Regions from separate parts of the Homo sapiens genome. Here regions 2 and 3 are each linked to region 1. Evidence: chromatin contacts called from ENCODE Hi-C data. All regions are on one chromosome and are shown on one strand. Each heading gives the region's core, a stretch centred on a gene start or an enhancer-like site at or near the end of the contact. The rest is flanking DNA. Distances are from core to core; before and after follow the strand shown.

Evidence for each region. A loop is a pair of places that touch in the nucleus more often than their neighbours do. Pooled maps may share reads with other maps.
Region 2: a map with no recorded cell type shows a loop between it and region 1 (6-fold over the local background). The contact joins the enhancer-like site here to the promoter of RUBCNL in region 1. A Hi-C loop is called at or near these places in 4 of 37 single-sample maps with no recorded cell type and 2 of 50 pooled maps.
Region 3: a loop to region 1 is called in a map with no recorded cell type, with 7 times the contacts of the local background. The contact joins the promoter of RCBTB2 here to the promoter of RUBCNL in region 1. A Hi-C loop is called at or near these places in 1 of 168 maps with a recorded cell type or tissue (OCI-LY7), 1 of 37 single-sample maps with no recorded cell type and 2 of 50 pooled maps.

What each region holds. Positions count from the first base shown.
Region 1 is chr13:46,385,785-46,388,704 of GRCh38, forward strand. It overlaps RUBCNL (rubicon like autophagy enhancer), which reads right to left and starts at 1,468. Exons shown (of 15, transcript NM_025113.5): 1 at 1,350-1,468. RefSeq lists enhancers at 1,235-1,324, 1,705-1,984, 2,015-2,114, 2,135-2,244.
Region 2 is chr13:48,491,234-48,494,412 of GRCh38, forward strand. All of the region lies in intron 14 of RCBTB2 (RCC1 and BTB domain containing protein 2), which reads right to left. Among named protein-coding and RNA genes, the nearest start is that of RCBTB2, 40 kb to the right of the region's middle. RefSeq lists an enhancer at 2,248-2,327. Within about 2 kb of position 1,403, at least 30 of the 41 ENCODE cell types and tissues checked have a DNase peak (open chromatin) inside an H3K27ac peak, as active enhancers do.
Region 3 is chr13:48,531,340-48,534,376 of GRCh38, forward strand. It overlaps RCBTB2 (RCC1 and BTB domain containing protein 2), which reads right to left and starts at 1,741. Exons shown (of 15, transcript NM_001268.4): 1 at 1,689-1,741. LOC124903174 (a long non-coding RNA gene) reads left to right here. Exons shown (of 2, transcript XR_007063795.1): 1 at 1-710. RefSeq lists enhancers at 57-226, 1,117-1,356 and silencers at 1,397-1,796, 1,907-1,956.

The sequences.
Region 1 (2,920 bases), core at 218-2,717:
TGCATGAAGACTATGTCCAGTCAAATCTAACCCCTCACCCCGCTCCAAGGCTATGACCCTCAATTTTCATCAAAGTTCCTACCATCTCCCACTTTGTAAAGGCCCTAAAGAAGTTAATGAAGAAGGCAAAGTTCCTGTCCTCTGCTGTCACTCAGTAATGAGCAGTTTCATGTGGCAGTGCAGAAACTGGGGTTTGAGAAACAGAGGTGTCCTGACACTCTGGACCGGTAATCACGAAAACCCCAGCACTGCCATAAAGATGCTGTCTTAACTCGGCTCCAAACAAAGTTCTGTCGGCGGCCGGCAGTGTTTCAGTGGGCAGCAATGTGGTGATACCTTCACAGGATACTTTATAGGCTTCAAAACACTTCCCTCCCTCCAGGCCATTAACCTTCTAAACCACACAGTGGGGTATGGCTGGAGTATTCTCCCCCTGAGGCAAGGGAACTGAAGTTCAAGAAGGTTTCTTGACTTGCCAAGATCTCCCCGCTACTTTGGCTTTAAGAAACTGGGTCTAAGAAACTCAAGCTTACGGATTCTCTGTTCTCTGCGCGCTCCCACCACATCTTCAATTCAAAGATCCTTCCAAATTCCACAGAAATAACCCAGTAAGGGCAGCTCTTGAGTATACCTTTTCCTTTGAGTCTTAATTTTCACTCAAGGCGAAATAACCCCTCCTCTGAAAGTTCTCCACGTTTTCCAAGCGGACAGCATCAAGTTCGCAGGGGATCTGTATCAGTCTCAGCAGGTGGACTTCACAAGGGGCGGGTTGGGGGAACGCCCGCCTGACCGTGTCCGGCGTGGCGGGGGGTTGGGGGCGAGAAGAGTGGGGGTTGCTATGTAGGGCGCCCGGACCAAATAACACGCCGCGATTTCACACTCCAGCCTAGCTCAGTTATGTAGCCAAATGTTTTTCTGTCACCACATATCCACGACTTTGGCTGTGTTGAGGACGAAAACAGAGAAAAGACACTGATCCCAGAACACTGCGCCTGGGAGGACGCAGGGCGCAGGCTTTGTAGTCTCTGAGAATCGCCCTGCGTAAAAGTGTCCTGAGGTCCCGCTTCTGCGCCCTTCCCGGCCCAAGCCGAACACAGGGTCAACCTCACTCTACAAAGTCAACCGGATAGAAATCCGCCACCCCGCGAGGAGCCCCTTCCTACTGTCTCCAAGGGGTCCCCGACACTGCTCTGAGCGACCCTAAGATACCTGGGTGTCTCTGCTGGGCACAAACCTCTCTGGCGCCACTTCCACCATCCAACCTCTCCCGCGGCCCTCCCTTCCCTTTCTCCAACCACCCTCTCCACCCCGCGCCGCTCCCATCTCGCCCCCGGCCCCGCCAGCCTCACCCAGCCAAACCCGAGCGGTGGAACGCTGCGCTGGGTAAACGCCGCGCGTCGGGTCCTCCCTCGCGCGGCTCCGGGCAGCGTTCCGTGGCCACCGCGCTCCCGGTAACAGCAGAAAGGGGAGGGAGGAGAGCTACCGAGGAGGGGACAGCGACGCCCCGACGCCGCCACGCCCCCCGCCTCCCACACGGGGGCCACCGTAGCTCTCTAGAAGCTCCTCAGGGAAGCAAAGCGCCGTTCCCGCCGCAGGCACCGAGACGTCGCCCAGATGGAAGAAACTCTGGAGATGCGCGCTCCTACACCGGTGCCGCGGCGCCCGGGCCCAGCACCACGCACCTATGCGCGCCTCTGCCGGTCCTCCTAGAAATCCCGCCCTGCCTACCCGCGGCGCGAGACGCAACGACGCTTTCAGGGGTCAAAGACCTGGCAGAAATGACTTCCCAACCCCAGATGCCCCCAGCAGCAGTATTTAGCAGTCATACAATTGCCTGAAATGAAGAATGAGTAATCTGGATGAGTCGGCCCTGAAATCGACCTGCAACTTACCCGGAACGTGAGCTGTCTCTCTCTGACCTCTGCTGGCTGCTTCACCTGGAGTCTGAGTCCGACTCATGTAGCACTTCACTGTCCGCGTTAGTTTAGCCTTCACTGTCAGCAACTCGTCACCTTGTCCTCTTGCAGCGAAGGTTTGGAATCCCATCACGGGTGTGCAGTGGTTAGTCCTGAGATCATGGTGGTGCTAGGAGAACCTGCCAACCAATACAGAAAGTTGTCACGAATAGAAACCTAAGCTCTGGCCGGGTGCGGTGGTTCAAGCCTGTGATCCCAGCACCTACTTTGGGAGGCCAAGTCGGATGGATCACTTGAGGTTAGGAGTTCGAGACCAGCCTGGCCAACATGGTGAAAGCCTGTCTCTACTAAAAATATAAAAATTAGCCGAGCGTGGTGGCGGGTGCCTGTTATGCCGGCTACTAGGGAGGCTGAAGCAGGAGCAACCCGGGAGGCGGAGGTTGCAGTAAGCCGAGATCGCGCCATTGCACTCCAGCCTGGGCGACAGAGCAAGACTGTCAAAAAAAAAAAAAAAAAAAAACAGAAAGGAGAAGAAGGGAAGGAGGGAGGGAGGGAGGAAGGCAGGCAGGCAGGCAGGAAGGAACCCAAGGGAGGGAGGGAGGGAAGAAGGAAGGAAGGAAGGAAGGAACCTAAGCCAAGGAAGGAAGGAAGGAAGGAAAGCAAAGAAAGGAAGGAAGGAAGGGCGAAGGAAGGAAGGAATCTAAGCCAAGGAAGGAAGGAACCTAAGCCCAGGAAGGAAGGAAAGAAGGAAGGAAGGAAGGTAGAAGGAAGGAAGGAACCAAAGCCAAGGAAGGAAGGAAGGAAAGAAAAGTAGAAAGGAAGGAAGGAAGGAAGGAACCTAAGTCCCAGAAGGAAGGGAGGGAGGGATGGAGGAAGGAAGGAAGCTAAGCTCTCTCTCGCGGTGCCCTGACTTCTCCCGGGGAAGGACCTCTGAGCTGCCTGCACTGGTAATGACACGTAGGTGAACCGGTCCTGGCTTTCTTAGAAGATTCCCTGCTGCATAA
Region 2 (3,179 bases), core at 153-2,652, 2.1 Mb after region 1:
ATGGAAAAAATAAAAAAAATAGCAATGCTGATAGCCTTGCCAATGTACATATAAACCTACGGTACATTTTCTTTTAAGAAAAGAAAGAAACTATACTAGGAAAATGTTTATTTCATGCCTGAAGATAACTGGGCAGGCTGTTGGTACCACACCAGCAATATGATGTGTCTCTGTCCCAGGTAAGCCCTCAGTGATAAACAGGGAAAATTCACACACCCACTTGTCATCACAGCATACTATACATAAAAATGTGCTTCAATGATACATGCTGAATATCTCAGAGTCCATTTAAAATTATGTGCTGTTGCTTAAATTTTTAGAAATGACATTTTTGCCTACAGCACACAAAAGTGAAACCAGATAGAGATGCATCATCTCTTTGGCTGAAGTCTACAGAGAGGAATGGAGGAATTCATACCTACACCACACACATTAGAGTGTGTCTGGAGTTAGGTGGCTGGGCAGTTTGATGCCTCACAGATCTGGACAGCATCAGGAAAATTGCTAATTAATGGGAGAATGAAAGGACCCTAAAAAGTTATCACTTGGATCCATGCTCCTTTACTTTATTCTAGAGTGGGATCTTCCCCTAAATACTAAATTAAGGACAGGACTTGGAAAGAGTTCCTGTGATTCTAAGAATTCAATAAATTGGCATAGGGTGGTGGTACTGGTTATAGGGGAATTCTGTCCATAGAAAACAAGGCCCCCATTATTTTTCAGTTAAAGAATTGTAGTCTATTTTGAATGCTACCACTCTGTATGGCTTCATGTTCAAAATGGGGCCCTCTGTTCTGTCCTGCAGTCCTACCACATTCTCCTAGTTTGCTCATTCTCCTACAGGACTCTCATACTTCTCCCCATAAGCCTGACATCTCCCCTCTCATCCTCATCCTCAGCTGACATGACTTCCTATTTCACTGAGAACCAGAATCACTTGAAAAGAACCTCCACAAGCTCTCCCCACCACGTCTCCTTGCCTATTACAGAGAGGCCTGTGGATGCAATCTTCTCTGGATCAAAGGTCCAAGACCCTATAGAAAGCAGAGCCCTTGCTCTGTCACTAGATCCCACTGCTCCACCTACTAAGGGGCCCTGCTCTACCAACTGTCCCCTGCATCACTGGCTTGTTCCCCTTCACTGAGTCATTTGCATCATTAGACAAGCTTCCATTTCCCACATCTTAAAAAAGTAAAGATGTTTTACCTCAAATGCCCCAAAGCTCTTCCTTTTTATCTTTATAATAAAATTACCATGAAAAGCTGCCTCTATTCCCCATCTTCAGTTCCTCTACTTCCACGCTCCGATCAGACTTCCCGCCTCACTGCGCTAAAACTGCTTGCCAAGGCCCCTCCGGCGTTCTCATCGCCAAACCCACTCGTCAGTTCTCAGTCCTCGTGCAGACGTGCCAGCAGCATCTGGTGTGGTTCGGACTTCTTCCTTCCTGTTTCGCTTTCTTTCCCAGCCTGCAGGAAACGGTCTGCTGGTTTCTCTCTTCCGTTACTGCTCACTCCTCTTCAGTCTCCTTTGCTGGTGTCTCCTTATCTCCTTAACCTCTAAGCACAGAGTGCTCAGGACTTAATCTTCAAACCTGTCTCACGTCACTGCCTCATAGCTTTGACTTCAGCACATTTCTCTCTGACTTCCAGGCTTGCTTATCCAATTTGCTTATTAGACATTTCCATTTGGATGTCTAATAGACATCACATACTTCTCATATTCAAAACCAAATTTCTGATATTTCCCCCAAAATGTTGCTCCTATCTTCTATATCTCAATAGATGCCACTTTCATCCTTACAGCTGCTGAGGGACAGAACCTCCTCAGTCGTCTTTTTTTTCCTCACATCTAATCCATCCGCACATCCTGTTGGCTCTACTTTCAAAATGTATTCAAAATCTTAACCACTTTTTACCATCCCCACAGGTGATAACTTGGACCAATCCACCATCATCACTTACTGGATTATACAGCCTCCTAAGTACCCTCCTTCACACACACACACACACACACACACACACACACACTCTTCTCTCTCTCACCCTCTCTCTCTCTCCACACACACACACACACACACACACACTCTCTCTCTCTCTCTCTCTCTCTCTTCTCTTCTCTCTCTCACCCTCTCTCTCTCTCCCTACCTCCCTCCCTCCCTCCTCAACACAGCAGCCAGGAGGCAGGAGGATTACTTCAAATGCCCATCATATCTGCTCCTCTCCAAACCCTCTGATGGCCACTCACCTTGGAACTCTGATTCCTGAAACTTGCCTATGGACTCTGCAGGCCCTGCCTCCTCCCACACACGCCACTGTGCACCTCCACCGCACCATCTCCCTGCCTCATCAGCTACTTCCCTCCCCACTGTGCTCCCTCCACACCGGGCTTGCTTTTCCCAGAACACACCACCCACACCTCCTTCAGGTCTCTGCTTGAGTCACCTGCTCACTGATGTCTTGCCTCCCTGACCATTCTATTTAAAATTTCAACTTTCATCTCAGGATGGCATTCCCTAGGCTGTCTTCCCTGTCTTACTTCTTTCCATATCACTTGTCACCATCTGACATACTATATATCCTATTCATTTATTGATCACCTATCTCCCCTCACCAGAAATTCCCATGAGAGCAGAGATTTTGGATTGTTTTGTTCATTTGCAGTACCCCAGTGCGTAGGGCAGTGCCAGGCATGTAGCAGGCACTCAGTGAATATTTGTTGAATCCATGCATAAATACTCCTGATTTCAAAATACTGAGGACAATGGAGAATTGTAGTTAAACATGCGGTTTTAAAATGTGCCCAATCTTGGACTGTATCCCAGTTTTGCAGTTTACTAGTTTACTCAGATTACTTAATCTTTCCAAGCTTCAGTTTTCTCATTTATAAACTGGATCTAATATAATAATGCCTATGTCATATAAGGTTGTTTTGAGGAGTAAATGAAACATGAACTGTGCTTAGAATAATCCCTGGCTCATATTAATTATGTACTAAGTGACAGTCCAGCATGAGGGATAATAATTTGCTGAAAGAGCCCATTTCTTGCTTATTTGAGCCAGGCAAATCAAATACAGCACTGTTCTTTATTTACGAAAGCTTGTATTTTACATTAAGTACATATACAGTCTATTTTACTTATAGTCTATTATACTAATTTAGGGTACAGCAATTAGCTGGAC
Region 3 (3,037 bases), core at 491-2,990, 2.1 Mb after region 1:
CAATTATGGTGGAGATAGATTGATCATACCCTTACAAATATATAATATCAGATGGTGATTAAGTGCTACAAAGCCGAACCAGCAGTACAAGAGTTTGGAGAGCCAGACATTTTAGGTGAGGTAGTCACCTCTCTGAAATGATGGCAATTGTTTCAAGACTTAAATAAAGTTCTGTGCCATGCAGATTTGCGAAGAGTGGGAAAGTGAGCATTGAGCATACTGGAAATACCAAACGCAGACGCCCTGGGATGAGGGTCCGCTTGGCGAGCCCAGCAAGAGCAATAAGGCCTGAGTGGTGGAAGTGGGGTATGCAAGAACGTATCATTCTTGTTGCTTTTACCTGCTGCTTAATAACACGCATGTACTGTCTAGCAGGAAATAAAGAGATTACGTTTCACCTAGAATACTCATTCTCTGAGCCTAAGTGGCTCTTCTATTCCAGCCCCCAAATATCTGTATCAGCACATCATATAAGATTACAAAGCACAGAGTAATGACATTGTTAGAAACTCTTCACAGTAGCCCCAGGAGTCACGAAACTGACTTAACTAAGACCCACTGTCTAGTAAGGTGTAAAACCCAGCAGGAACGCAATACTAGGAAGGTGCAAAGCCAGGAGGCTCAATAAACGTTAAACAGTGTCTGGGGGAAAGAGCAACGATCCAGAGCACTGTTTGTGAACTCAACCACTTTTATTCAGCTCTGACAAGGTAAGTCGCCAAGCGCGGTACAAAGTAGCTCCATGAAATGCGTTTTGTTATAGTCCTGGTCTCGAACTGTTGCAACATTTTATGTAATTTTTGCAAAGAACAAAAGCAAAAAGTTCATTCTAAATTAGCCTTCCAACTCAGTTCTTTCTCCGCCAAGACGGAGCACTTGGAAAGTTTTCAATGTCTGAAAACCTCTATTTCCAGGGCTGAGCAGAGCACTATGTTGCGGCTTAAGACGCTCGGCGATTTCTTCCCATCCCTCCGCAGTTCCAAAACGGCTTCGCCTAACAAAGTCAAACTTTTCGCGCTATTCCTGGACATCAGGACCAAATGTCGAAAGCATATACTGCCACTGAGTTAGTGAGCCGGGCCGGTGCCCGGGACCTGGGGTACTAGATTTATGGGACGGGAGCCTAGGGGTCGAGGCCACAGAAATGAAAACATCGGCAACATATGCAGTGCAGCGAGTGGGTTAGGAGGGAGAAACTTCAGGCAGGACGCTCCCTCGGGACCTGTGACGCCCCCCCAGCCACACCAGACGTGGGAGCTTAGGATGAGAGCGGCCTCCGAGCAGATGATCACCCTGGAACGACGCCAAACGCGACCCCTACCAGAGGACTCGCGCATGCGCAGCGCAGCCTGGGCCGGCGGCCTGGGCAGGATGTAGTCGCGAGCAGCGCACCGGGCCCACGCCAGCGGAATTGCGCATGCGCAGGGCCGCCTCTGCCTGCGGCCTGGGCTGGGTGTAGCCCCGGAACCTAGCTCTTAACTCCCGCCAGCAGTTTTACGCATGCGCGACGACGCCTAGGCCTGTGGCACGGTCGCGGCTCTAGTCCCCTGGGCCCCTCAGCTGTCTCTGGCGGGGAGGTCGGGCCGCAGGGGCGGGGAGGGGTGGCCTGCCCCAGTGGTACCTGACAGCATCCCACGTCACGGCCGCGATCCCCCTCGGCCTCCCACACCACTCCTCCACCCTCTTACCTCCTCGCAGGCCGGAGCCTTGTCCGCTCCGCCTCCTGGGTAGCGGTTACTGCACGGTCAGGGGCCCGGCGCCGCGATGAGTTGGCGCCTCCCCCTGAAACGGCCCGGCCTCGGCGGGATGCGCTCGGGTGCCCGGCCGAGACGGAAACGAAGGGAGCGCAGACAAGAGGAGGGGGCTGGCGACGGCGTCTCGCCCCTCCTCTCCTCCCTAGGCTGCCCACCGCCGCCCCTCCCCTTTCTCGCAGACGCCCCCTCCCCTCGGAGTTGACCCCCGGGAGTCTCCCATTGGGGCCGCCTCCGCTTTTCCAGGGAGTTCCTCCGTGGGTCACCCCCACCTTCTCCAGGGTTATGTTCTCGCAAATTTTGGGAATTTGTGGATACCCGACCTAGAAGGATAAGGCGTGTATGATGCTGAGAGCAACCTTTTCCACAGCCCCTCTCCTCCAGCCTGCCCCAGCTTTTCTTCTATTGCTGGCCCCTCTATCTGGGGGCTCCGATCACTTCACGTTTTCACCCCATTGCTGTGGGGCGGAAGTCTTGTAGCCCCCTGTAGTACAAATGCTGAAATAATGAGGATGTGTGCTGGGGGGTTCAGGGGGATGACCTCAGTTACCTTGGGGCCAAGGGCTTCGAAAACAGCCACCTTCTCCCCTTATGATTATATTTTGCAGTAATTTATTATATTACACTGCACTTCTGTTGGCCTTTGTAGATTTAAGTAAAATGCACCACAACTTTGCAGTGTGCAATAATTTCTTCCACTGCACTACACTTAAATTGACCTGAGTGGGTTTTGGTTAAATGCTCAACAATTAAATGTTATTAGCTATTCCTGTGAAGTAAGCTACTTGCTTTTATACTGGCTGTTTCATGAGGACACTGGTTCCTCTACAGTGTAGAGCCAAAAGTAGTAAAGCCAAAGAGAAAAACTAACATTCCAAACCACAGTGACCGTGTCAGTCTGTTTCGTCTGGCTTTTGTCATTTCTTCGGAAAAACATCATTCTAAAATGTATAACTGCCTTTCTGCTACATAGGGCAGACATTTATCTCTATTCTCTGAGCATAGCCCACTGAGCCTCAGAAGGAGGCACGCAAAATGGTACACAGGTATTTCTTGTAGAGCTCTAAATGGAAGAAAAAGTAAGTATACATTAACAGGAAGTTGCAGCGATAGTGCAGAGAGGCATCGTGTGCCTGCCCCAAGTTTCTCCACTGGTTACATCTTATCAATGAAAGAAATTTATGAGTTAAACAGGTTTGCTCTCAGAAAAAGCTCACTTCAGTGATGATAGCTGGCATTTTTTTTTTAAGCACCTATTGTGTGCCAAGAGGTTTATCTTATTTGGA